Linked DNA regions of Homo sapiens: region 2 is linked to region 1. Evidence: chromatin contacts called from ENCODE Hi-C data. All regions are on one chromosome and are shown on one strand. Each heading gives the region's core, a stretch centred on a gene start or an enhancer-like site at or near the end of the contact. The rest is flanking DNA. Distances are from core to core; before and after follow the strand shown.

Evidence for each region. A loop is a pair of places that touch in the nucleus more often than their neighbours do. Pooled maps may share reads with other maps.
Region 2: a loop to region 1 is called in a map of gastrocnemius medialis, with 2.3 times the contacts of the local background. The contact joins the enhancer-like site here to the promoter of MAPK4 in region 1. A Hi-C loop is called at or near these places in 3 of 168 maps with a recorded cell type or tissue (ascending aorta, gastrocnemius medialis and transverse colon) and 2 of 50 pooled maps.

What each region holds. Positions count from the first base shown.
Region 1 is chr18:50,556,502-50,562,737 of GRCh38, reverse strand. MAPK4 (mitogen-activated protein kinase 4) reads right to left here and starts at 2,651. Exons shown (of 6, transcript NM_002747.4): 1 at 2,495-2,651.
Region 2 is chr18:50,612,904-50,619,259 of GRCh38, reverse strand. The region is part of intron 1 of MAPK4 (mitogen-activated protein kinase 4); the gene reads right to left. Among named protein-coding and RNA genes, the nearest start is that of MAPK4, 56 kb to the right of the region's middle. Within about 2 kb of position 4,284, at least 4 of the 41 ENCODE cell types and tissues checked have a DNase peak (open chromatin) inside an H3K27ac peak, as active enhancers do; they include gastrocnemius medialis, where a contact is called at or near this core.

The DNA of each region.
Region 1 (6,236 bases), core at 1,402-3,901:
TATTGCATTGTAAATACTCAAATATTTGCTAATGGATATGATTTTCTCGCCAATCTGGATATTCCAGTGCATCTCAAGATCCTAAGATTATCAGAGTAACAGATTCATCAAATCTCTTAGCAGGAAAACTATTTAATTCCAGTCCTAGGGCCCCAGCCATGGGCAATGATGGGACTTAGACTCTCTCACCCCAACATCACTGGTATCAGTTTGGAGTGAGGGGCTGGAAGGTTCAGCTGGCCCTGTCTTCATGCTTCCCTCTCCCTTCCCCTATTGGTTCCTTCCTTGTTTAGGAGGTGTCTTTTTTTTTTTTTTTTTTATTGGCCAAAATGCAGAATGAAGTTTATTTGAGAAAATCTTGTTTAGTTAGAAACAAGAGGGTGATATAGCCAGGGTTTGTAAGAGGCAGACTTTTAACCTGCAGCAAAAGTGAAACAACGAATTTGAGTCAACTTGCAACCAACCCAACAGGAGATTCACGCATCTGGAGTAATTGAGTTAAAGCAGATTAGGTTCTGGATTAATACAAATCACTAATTTCTATTTGTTTGCTTTTTTTTAGTAATTGAAAAATACATGCAATTAATTTCTGACATGAAGAAAAATTACAATTAATCCCTCACTGCTCAAAAGCAGAATTCTAGGAGTTAGGTCAGTTGTCTAGAACTTCTGGATCAGATGATCCAAGGTTGCTTTGTTATTTAGTTTAAAGCACTGAGTATTCCCACAATAGCTGTTTAAGCACGGTATGACAGTAGCATTAAAAGGGAGGTGTCTTTTTGTCTGTCTCCAGCATGGATTCTCTGTCCCTTTGAGCATTAGGGCTTTGCCTTATTGCCCTTTGATTCCCTGTGATAACTCCATGGTGCTTTATGCAAAGAGGCTGACTTTTCTAATGCAAGGAAACTGAATTGGAAAGAGGTTCCAGAGCAAGCCTTTTTACTATTCAGCCCTGCTCCTGTCTGACAAACCCTCAAGCATAGAAGTGTACCCTCAAGTGTAGAAGACTAGCCCTTCATACACCACACAAGCGGTTTGGAAAGGTTAAAACGCAGGTCACTAAAGGAGTTGAAGACTCGAGGTTCAGAAGATATTATATTTTCTCTCCCTTGTTTCTATCCGTACCCCAAAAGTACACTGGGCAACCCTTCAGCAAAAAAGCCTTTAGTATTTAGTAGGTGCTCAGTAAATACATATTACAATAAGGTCATAGCATAGCTATCTTGAACATAGTAGGTACTCAATAAATATCTGTTACATTGAGAACGTCATGACGCTTCACCTTCGCACGGGGTAGGTGCTCAATACATATCCATTCAATTGAAAAGTCTGCAGTATACCTGCTTTTCACATAGTAGGTGCTCAATAAGTATATTTTACATTAAGGTTATTTAAGATAGCTGCCTTGCACACAGTAACCTCCCAGTAAATGGCTACTGAGCAGTTGTGGACACTCCTCAACCCAGGCAGGGGTGACATTAATCAACCCCCAGGCACAGATCCATGAATGGAAATGCACGTCTCGAGGTAGTGCTTTCGAGAGTGCTGGAGAGGCGCGTGACAGTACGCGGCCGCTGCGCTCTGTCGGGACGCTGCTGACCCACTGCTGGCTCCAGGGTATCGATTAGCGATCGGAATCCATTCCCCACCCAGGGGCGGGAAACAGCCGCCGCCTCCAATGGTCATTTCGGGGACGCACCTGGAACTCCCGCCACAGCCCCCTCCCGGGGCATCCGCCCACCCCGGCTTCACCTACGATTCCGTAGAGTAGCTGGCAGAACAAAAGCAAAAGCCGGCCTGACTTCCGATTGCTTTCCTGATAGAGAGCAACCCGGGAGGAGGCTCAGGGAGCCGGCCCGGGACCCAGCTGGGATGTCAAACCCGAGCCGCTGCCCTCTCCGGCAGGCTGGGGCTCTGGGTCGCCCAGCGGCGAAAGCGGCGGGGTCCCCCCACTCCCCCTCTCCCAGGGGCTACCTACCGCCAGTGTAGGCGCCTCTGTCGGGTGGCGAGGGGAGAGGACGCTGTATTAACCCTTCAACGAGAAAGGGAGAGGCTGGAGGGGAGGATAATCGGGACTGCGATCCGAATCTGAACTCGCAGTGTGAACTGCCCCTCGGCGACCCCAAGCGCTCCGGACTGTCCCCGGGGGTGGGGTCCCCTAGCGGCGCCCGGCCCCTGCGTCCTCCTCCCCTAAACACAACGCGAGGAGCCCAGCGGCAACCTCCCATCCCAAACGGGTCCAGGACAGCACCGGCGCGCGGTCTGCAGGCGAGGAGCTCACCCAGGGCAGCCGGGCGGGTCCCGCGGGAGACCCCCGCCGCTCGGAAACTCGCTAGTTTGGCAGTGGCTTGGCCTGGGGGGCTTATTGTTAGGGTAAGGTGGGGAGGCAGTGCGGGCGGGGAAGTCTCATCTCTTCCCCGCTTCTCCGGAGCCCGCCGAACTCCGAGAGGCGCAGGCGGCGGGAGGAGAAAGCCAGCGGAGGGGAGCCACTTACCGAGGCAGAGCCCGAGAGCGTGGCGGCCCGGGCGCGAGCCGCCCTTTGTCTGCGGCCGCGGCGCCGGCGCGCTCGGCCAGGCCGGTCCCAGCCACGGCGCACGGCGAGCTCCCGCGGTCGCCCCGACAGCCCGGCTCGCTGCTCCAGCTCGGGCTCCGGCTCCCGCCCCGGCCCCGGCCCCAGCCTGCGCCGCCGCCGCCTCGGCTCCGCCCAGAGCCGGGCCCCGCCCCCGCCCACTGGGCCCCCACCTGCTGCGGCGGTGGCGCTGGGGAGCCGGGCCCTGGGCGCCCGGGGGCGGCAGTCTCCCGCGCGCCCTGCTCTGCCCTCCCGCAGCCTCCAGGCCGCTCAGCCGCGCGGTCCTGGGGCCTTCCCGGACCCAGTCCCGCGGAGACGAGCTCACCTGGGGAGCCGAGCCCCGTCCCGGGTAGCCTGGCCTTCCCGGGGCACACGCGGTAGAGCTCCAGTCACTCAGAAGCCCTTCCTCACGCCCGCCGTGGGTGGGGGATCCTCGGGCTCCGTCCGGGAGGGAGGGGGCGCCGAGAAGGCGGGAAGCGGGGATCTGCCTGAGCCCGGTCGCCGCCCCGCCAGCCCCGCGCGGCTGCAGCCGCCGGGGGCCCGGTGGGAGGGTGGGTGGGGAGAAGGAGCCGGCGGGGACCGGTGGGCTCTGGAACCGGGGAGACCCGCGCGCGCGGGAAGGGGCACTGGGCCGAGGGTCGAGGGGGCGCGGAGCCCAAGTGCACCGGTCCCCAGCCGGCCTGGGATTCCGAGCGGGCCGCCTGGGCTGTGAATCTGTGCTCATTGGCATGACCGGAATAAAACTAACAAAAGAGAACCAACACTTTGGGATCCAGAGGAAAGGGACAGAAGAAGCCACTGGACCCTAACACTGGTAATAACTGGTGCTTCTGTGGTGCCTTCAGCGAGCCCAGAGCTGTGGGCACCGATGAGGGTCGTCACTGAACGCGGTGCGTCCCGTTGGAATGGTTGAGGCGCTGCTTTTCTAGGCATAGAAAAGTCTGATAACCTAAATATTGCATAATGAGGTCACTGGTGGCTTTAGCTGCCCATGAGCCTTCTCCTCTCCCAACTCCCAAAGCCTTCCGAGTGAGACCTGCGTTTTGGCACTTTCATAGGGTCTGCTGTGTACTGCAGTTATTCCCGCTTCGTCCCCCACCTCTACCCCCAGACCCTAATACAATTCCAGACGCTTAATAATTGTTGCAAGAATTCGCTGTCGAATTTTAGCGTGGGCAAAACATAAAAATGAAGGATTGTGGGATCATATTGGAAAATGCACTAAGGGTTTGCACAGTGATGGTGGTATGAAGGGTAATGAGTGTTGGCTGCCATTAGTACATAGTTGCGCTGCGACTCCTATGTGTGCAGGTAGTAGGTTTAGGATGATATGCTAAGTTAGAGACTGCAGTTATCAGGACCTTCATTAACCTCAGAGAATAGTTAGGGATAAGGAAGGAGTGTGTAACAAGCGAGTGTGTGTATATCTGTGGTAAGACATTCCAATGTGTCTTCCCCAAAGAGAACATTTTAACATTTTGCTTCCTTGATTTTCATTACAAGTAGTATCAATTCAGCAAGTAGGCATAAATATGAAATGTTTTGTGTTGATTTATTCATTTTTATAACATCTCTTCTATGAAGGAAGAATAAGAGGCCCCAAGGCTGCTCATTTAATCCAAAAGAAACAGAAGGGCAAATGTCCCGCCACTTTAAGCCCACTAACTGCAAAGTGAGGATCTGGCGAGTCCGAATGAAGAGACTGACCCCCATCAACACCTGGAAAGCTCAGAGTCCCCCTCCAGCGTGTTTTTGTTTTTTTTTTTTAATCTGTTTATCTTAGGTCTGGAAGCTGCTCTTGAGAGCAATGTGCTTGTCCACGTGAGATAATTTATCTCTTCCATTTGGCAACTGGGAAAATGTAATTTTCTCTGTGTGATGAGCATGAGTGAGTGGTTCATACATAGTGAATGGCCATCCTCCAAATCGCGGGACAAGAGACTGTGAAATATGCATGTTTAATATCAGTGCCCATTACCGTACGATGGCAGGGGAATGAACAGGAAGCGAGTATCTGTCTGGGGCTCTCCACTGTCAGGTAAAGTGGTGTTCTGTTCTCCTTGCTGCTATCAGGAAACAAGTTATTTCTTATTTTTACTCCATAGGGAAGACTTCTAAAGAAACAGCTGGCTGAAGTCGGTGTCAGTCACTAGAAAATAACTGCACAGAATTCTGGAGTTGGGAAGTTCACCAGGTCATTCTGTTTGAAGACTTTTTTTCTGGGAGGAAAAAAAAATGAGCCAGCATTTCCTTACTGCCTGTGACTAGACACCAGAAGCTGTAACTCGGTAGCTAGGCCAGGGGTGCCCACATCTACAGTAGCCCTGGAGGATATGGGGGCAAGGGGTGCTGCACAGAGCAAAAAAGTGCCCTGTCTGCCTTGCTTAGGGTATTTCGGTATACTTTTCAAAAATATTGTGCTGGCTAAATTTGTCTCCCATGGCACCTGTTTTTGACTCAGATCTAGGTAGAGGAGGGAAGCAACTTAGGTGATTAAACAGATTCCTGACCCCACCCTTTCTGTTCCCAGGAGGAGTTGGCATCGGGGCCAATGACTTTGCATGTGGCCTCTCTTCCGGGGGTAAGCACTGGCCATGTTTGAGGAACCCACTATACCATGGCTTCTAGATGAGGGGATACCCTGAGCAGCCAGGTGCCCTTCTTCCTCTTGGGTTGCTTCTTTCTTGGGAGAGGACTGACGTTTTTTCTCCTTGTCTCTATTTATCTACCTCTTTCTCTCTCTTTCTGTTCCTCCCTCCCTCTCCCTCTCCCTCTCCCTTTCCTTTCCTCCCTCTCTTTTCTCATAGGTCCAGCCTGTCCAGCTATGAAGTTGAGACCAGCCTGGGCTGTTCTCATAGAGTGGGATCTAGGGCCTAGGAATTTGAAATCACACTTTCTTCATTCTTTCTTCTGGAAACGGCTTTCCTCATCACAAGAGAGATGAGATCCAAGATGTAGGATCAACTTGATTGAAGGAAGTGATAAGCTGTGTAAGTTGCTTGGTTCTAGCTATAGACGAGTGATTCCACACTTGCACGCTTATGAGAATCACCTAGGAAAGCTATACGTCTGTGGAGAAAAAGAAACAATAGGCGACTACAGTGGCCCACTTACCAGCATCTGTCCCTGTCTCTCATAGTCTGCCTTCCCTCCTTGTCTTAATATGTTTGTGCTGTTATAACAGAATACCTAAGACTGGGTAATTTATAATGAACGGAAATGTATTTCCCTCAGTTCTGGAGGCTGGGAATCCAAGATCAAGGCAATGGCAGGATTGGTCTCTGGTGAGGGTCAGGTATCTGCTTCCAAGATGGCGCTTCATGGCTGCATCCTCTGGAGGGGAGGAATGCTGTGTCCTCATATGGCATAAGGCAGAAGGGCAAGAGGGCTGAATACTGCATGAGGCCTCTTTCTGCCTGGGCCCAGTGGCTCACACCTGTAATCCTAGCACTTTGGGAGGCCGAGGTGGGCAGATTGCCTGAGCTCAGCAGTTCAAGACCAGCCTAGGCGACATGGGCAACATGTCTCTACTAAAATATAAAAAATTAGCCAGGCGTGGTGGCGCACATCTATAGTCCCAGTTACTCAGGAGGCTGAGGCAGGAGAATCGTTTGAGCCTGGGAGGCGGAGGTTGCAGTGAGCTGAGATCCCACCACTGTACTCCAGC
Region 2 (6,356 bases), core at 3,035-5,534, 55 kb before region 1:
ACAGAAAAACAAATCATGGCTGATCACTTAATTTTTCCTGATGAAAAGTCTCATAATTGCAGACTAGTCAGTATATAATATCAGGACTTCCTATACCTTTAGCCTGGAATCTCTGGTTGGCACATGTTAATCCAAGTTTATAGAAATTTGGCTCTTCACAAAGGATCTTTCACATAGTTTTCTTTTTGCAAGGAGACGGCCTAATTAAAATGATACATTTGACCAGTTCTCAGTTTACATTCACCTTCTTGCATAAGTAGCATGTAATGACTTTAACCAATCTAGGTCGTAGAAAGATATTCTATAGAAGGCAGTTACCCGGGCCAGGTACCTGCATCTTGGAGGGCTTGAGTGTTTACCATACTGACTTTCAGATAGTATTCTCGGGGGCACAGTCTGCATTTTCTCTTTAGATTTGGGATGCTCTTACTTGCCCTGATCCATCCTTTCAAACACCTGCCCCACTCCATAATAATGGTCACGCTTTTACCAATGAAGCCAGTGCTTTCTCATTAAGCTTGTAGATGGTGTCTAATTGCATGTGGTCTCTAACATTTCTAAAGATAGAAATAGATATAAACATTACCTTCATACATTTTAGAGATAATGCAAAAACACAAACATTCTCAAAGCCAAGGGAAATGTAGTAAAGACAAATAAAAGATGCAGCGTTTACCCCTAGTTTTATCTGAAATACAGGAATAGTCACTGGAAAAGGCCTGAAGGTCTTGGTGAACCCCAGATTTTATATATACATTTTTACGGTGGAACTGTTTTTTAAAAGCTGTGTTGATACAGAAATGTATGAAGAGACATAGAACTTAGCCTGTATATATTCTTCCTCTTTTCTCCAACATTAATCAAACTATTATTTGGGGGTATCAAGTAGAGCTTTACAAGCAAAATGGGGAGAAATGGAAAAACAGGTACAGGGCGTAGTAACTAGTTTGGGTGAACTGACTTTAACAAGCACGCTTTCAACAATACCAGGGAAGCCCAGAGGTCGATGAGCAGATAGGTGAGGGATCACCTATCATGAGGGATCAGAGATGATGGGAGAGCTCAGTAGGTTAAGCCTGGAGATGGAGGTAGGTTAGCTTCAAGTATTTGCCAGGCAGCCTGGGGAAGGGGGCTAAACTTTATGTAGGCTTGATCCAGACGGTTAAAAAAGGCTAAGTGTATACATACACATATGATAGATATATATTAGAAAACCAGTTTTAGGGCAAAAGAAGAAAGTTTTCAAATAAGTTGGAGCTCTCCTCCAAAAGAATGGCTGATTCCTAATAAAGCAGTGAGTTCCCTGTCATGGGACATGTTCAAGAAGAAGAACTGACCATTTGTCAAGAACAACATGGAGAAGATTCTGGCTTTAGATAAACTCTGAGCATCAATTCAGTGCTCAGGCTGAAGACTTTTATAAGCAAGAACAGTCACAGAGATAGAAAATGAGATGGAAGAGGGGTGGCTTAAGGTCTTCTTACAAGTAGTAGTAAAGCTGTAACAGGAATGTTCTAGAGAAGATTTTAAATCATGAGTGGGAGGATCAGAAGCCTGTCACATTTCTCTCATTTGATTCTTCATATAACACCTGATTGGCCCATGAAGAGAGTTATAATCAATGATCTCCAGCTCTCAGCTCTGGGATCCTACAGGTCGGTACAACCACCTCATCGGCTCTGCAGCTGAGATGGTAACATGACCCTCTCCTGTGGGTGGAACAGACTGGAATTTGTCAAGGGTTTACCAAACTAGAATGAACAGGGGTCTAAAATCAAAGTCTGGTTTAGTCCCTGGAAAGTCATGTTTGACAAAACATAATACCATGGGGTTTTCCTTCTTCCTTCCTGGTAAGAAGGAAATAAAGTGCTGTAAACTTTGCACTTTATTTTCCTGCCATGTGCAGCATTAAAATTAAATAATTTTCCTCCTTGATTTAAAAGATTAATTTTGTTTCCTCTGTTAAGAAAAAAGTTGTTTCAATAATGCCTTTGAAATTACAGACCCCGATGTCCCGATGTCTTCTGTTCAAATTGTTTTACCTGCAATGGGCTGGCTCTACTATGCCTTATTTTGAGAAAACCTGCAAAAATCCAAGAGCAAAGGGAAAAATCCAGTAATAATTATTCCCTCATCAAAGGGTCCTCCATCTTGCACAATAGTTCAAAGAAACATAAAGCCTTACAGCCAAAAGCTGGAGCCTTAGAGATAAAGTTGATGGTGGTGGTAATGATAACAGTCATTGCCATTTATTCAACATGTCCTTTATGCCAGGACATGTGTTAAGCCTTGTGATGGTTAATACTGTGTCAACTTGATTGGATTGAAGGATACAAAGTATTGTTTCTGGGTATGTCTATGAGGGTGTTGCCAGACGAGATTAACATTTGAGTCAGGGAACCGGGAAAGGCAGAACCGTCAGTCTGGGTGGCACCATCTAATCAGCTGACAGCATAAAAGCAGGAATGAAAAGAGCAGACTTGCTGAGTGTTCTGGTCTTCATCTTTCTCCCATGTTGGATGCTTCCTGCCCTTGAACATCAGACTCCAGGTTCTTCAGCTGTTGGACTCTTGGACTTACACCAGTGACCTGCCAGGGGCTCTCAGGCCTTTGGCCACAGACCGAAGGTTACACTGTTGGCTTCTCTATTTCTGAGGTTTTGGGACTGGGACTGGCTTTCTGGCTCCTTAGCCTGCAGATGGTCTATTCTGGGACTTCACCTTGTGATCGTGTGAGTCAATACTCCTTAATAAACTCCCCCTCATATATTTATCTATCCTATTAGTTTTGTCCCTTTAGAGAACCCTAATACAAGCCCTCTTAAATATATTATTTCATTTAAGCCTCAGGACAATCCTGAGAAGTAAATAACAATGACCATATTTTATGGATGAGGAAATCCCATTCCAGAGGCTGAGGAGAGTTGAGTACTTCAGCCTGAGGTGCCACAGAAGCTAGGCAGCAGAGCTGGGATTTCAATCCAGGCAATCCGACGTGATGCCAAGCTGCCTCCACTAGGTATCACACTGTCCAGGCATCTTTCAACTTTCTTTGTAGCATTAGAAGCCCCACCCTTTTATCCCCCCAAAGGAAGATTTACACAGACCCTTAAGACATATACCCAATCAAAATGGAGTTTCTTTGGCAAATAAATACACAGGGAAGAAGTGTTCAAAGCCAGTCCCCGACACCTGAAGTGACACTGAGGAATCCTAAGGTCCCCTGGAACCCAGTTTGTAAACCAGAAGTTTAGTCCAAATCCCTCATTTTATGGAAAAAGAAGAACTGAAGCTGAGAGCAGTACTGTAACTGGCTCGGTCACCTTACTAGTTTGTGGCTGGTTGTAGATTTGAACCCAGTTTTTCCCCAAGGTATCTTGAAAGAGTTAGGGACCTCAGCTTCACCTTTCAGGTAGCCTCTGGCCTGCAATGTGCTTAAAACCATTCAAAGCTCTTTCCTATCTGTCTGTTGTTCTGAAAAAGCAGAACTGAACTTGGGCAACCTTGTATCCTTGAATCTAAATTATCATTATCCCTCCCAAATTTATATTTAAAAAATACACCTGTGGCAAAGATTACCAGTTGTCACCCAAATGGCGTTCTCCTCTTCTTCCACAGAAATATAACTTTGAGTTAGACCCTAGGCCACCCATGGAAAACTCCATCTCTCAGCTGTTTATGACCAGCGGGATGTGTGTAGAATTGATGTGCGCAGCTGCAGGATCAGGTCTGGAAAAAGAGGGGCATGTCCTGCCTTTCATCCTTTTTTCCTTCCTTCTGGCTAAACTGCAGGCACAATGGGAGCCATTCTGAGCCATGCCCATGAGGACAATATCTCAGGAAAAGTGAACAACAAGATAGAAGGAGCCTGGGTCCCCAAGGCTGTGGAACTGCTGTGCCATGGTGGACTGCTTGTCCTGTAGTGCTATATGAGAAGGAAGTAAATTTCTGAATTGTTTAAACAACTAATATTCGGGGCTGCAGCTTCCACCACAACTTAGACAGAAGAGGGCATGTGCACTGGATCCCTTCATCAGGAAGCCCTGGATCTCCCCCCCCAACACAATTATGAAAGAACACATGAGCACCCAGTGGCTCAGGACCCAGTGCTGGGCACCGACACAGCACGAGCGAGTGGGCACCTGAACATCCACTTATGTGACTAATGTTCAGCCTTCAGGGAAACATTTCTCCACATCTCTTGCCCTAGTCCTCAAAACAAAAGGCTACTGTGTCCAAATGTTGTGAAAGATTGGGGATTGTGACATCGCCAACATCAGAGACAGACGCAGAGTACAGGGAGAATCTGAGCAGTGCCAGCCCTTAAGTATTGACTCAACAACTCCTCCCTCAGAGACCAGCAATGTAACAGATTCCTGAATAACCAAGAAGTATTGCTTCCCAGAAGGGAAGAATCCTCATTTTCTTGATTCTATTCATATTCCAATTCTTGATTCTACCAGTACCACTGAAGTAGTGTGATAACCACAAGAGTTACATATGAAAGTTATGGAATAGTTTGCAATATTAAACAATTCGTAACCTTTAAATATATACACATCTAGATAGGTCTAGAGATAATACGTGTGACATGTGAAACTGATTTTTTAAAATTTTTAATTTTTGTGGGTATGTAGTAGGTGTACATATTTATGAGGTATACGGGATATTTTGATACAGGTGAAACTGATCCTTTATATTGGCAACTACATATACTTGAAAAGCTAGAGTTAAAAATGGTTTTATTTTTATAAAAATATGATTCAAATAAGTGTTTTAAAAATTAAGTAACAATTTCAACCTTATTTAAATTTAAATTTAAAATTTGGTATTATTCATGTGTTTTGATCTTAAATTTTAGATATTTAGATATTTTAAATACTGTTTAAAATTTTTGAAAAACATTAATTTAGAATGTTTTAATTTTGATTTATTAGTTTAAATTTACATTTTGATAGTAATTCATTCAAATTTGACACACATTTAATTTTTTAGTCTTTTAGGTCCTTACTGACAACTGAACACTAGTTATATAAAGCAACATTAATTAAGGATTATTCTGAAATGAAGGCAAGAAAATTTGCTATAGTATATATAATTTATGAATTATATGTATATGTTATTGTTTCATCCAAACATTGTCCATTAGCAGAATACCCAACAGGCATAATAATAAATTCTATTACCTTTAACATTTTGCCAACTTTCAATGATATCAAGACCATAGCTTTCCACATGTCACTATAAAGATATATTGTCAATATAGTTGAATAGAATATATTAAACAGCAATTTATAACTTTTAATTACTTAGACATGGTATTTCATTCATTTGTCTTCTTGTCCTGAGCTCTACAAATGTTAGAAAAGGGGCTGATTTAGGGTCTCTCTTAGGGCAATTAAACTTATGTCCTAAACAATGCAATGCCCTGGCTTACTTCCTAGATAAGTCAGAGCCCACAATAGTATAAAAGTAAAATGCTACTTCAAATCATAAAAATAATTCATTGGTTATTATTCTACAGCCTATGTATGGTGTATATAAGACTTACAATCTCTGTAGAACTATGTGTCACACAAGGATTGTTTTGAGACAATCAGTGTTTGCAGATACGTGCATGTATTAGTTATCTATTGCTTTGTAACAAATCACTATAAATTTAGCAGCTTAAAACAACACATATTAATGATATCCCAGTTTCTGTGGGTAAGGAGTGTAGACACAATTTAGTTGGGTCCTCTGCTCCGGGGTCACAAGGCTTCAATCAAAGTGTCAAATGGGCTGCATTCTCATCTGGAGGCTTGCCTGGGGAAGAATCCAAGCTCATTCAGGTTGTTGGCAGAATTTATTTCCTGGCAGCTGTAGGATTTAGGGACCCAGCTTCTTACTGACTACTGGCTGGAGGCTACTCAGGTCTTAGAGGCCACACACAGCTTCCCGCCATGTGGCTCTCTTCACAGGCCCTCTCACACACGGCTGTGTGCTTTTTCAAAGCCAACAAGAGACACTCTCTTCTGTCTGCTAAGACAGAGTCTTCTATAACATAACATGATCATAGGAGTGACACCCCATTACTTTTGCCATATTCTATTGGTTAGATGCACAGGATCTGCCATGATCAAGGGAGAGGATTATACAGGGGGGCTACTATAAAGGGGTTATATTCATTGCAAGTCACCTTAGGATGTGTTTGCCACAATGTGTTTTCTAATGTCCTGTAAGGATGAAAAAAAGTCTTGTAAAAGTTCTCACTTGCTTCACCTAGAGAAGCAAGTTGGCAGACACGATTTTCAGAGATTCATCCAGGGCCTTATGTTTCTCCGGCTACAAGGTTCCACACCAGGAACTCTGCAGAAA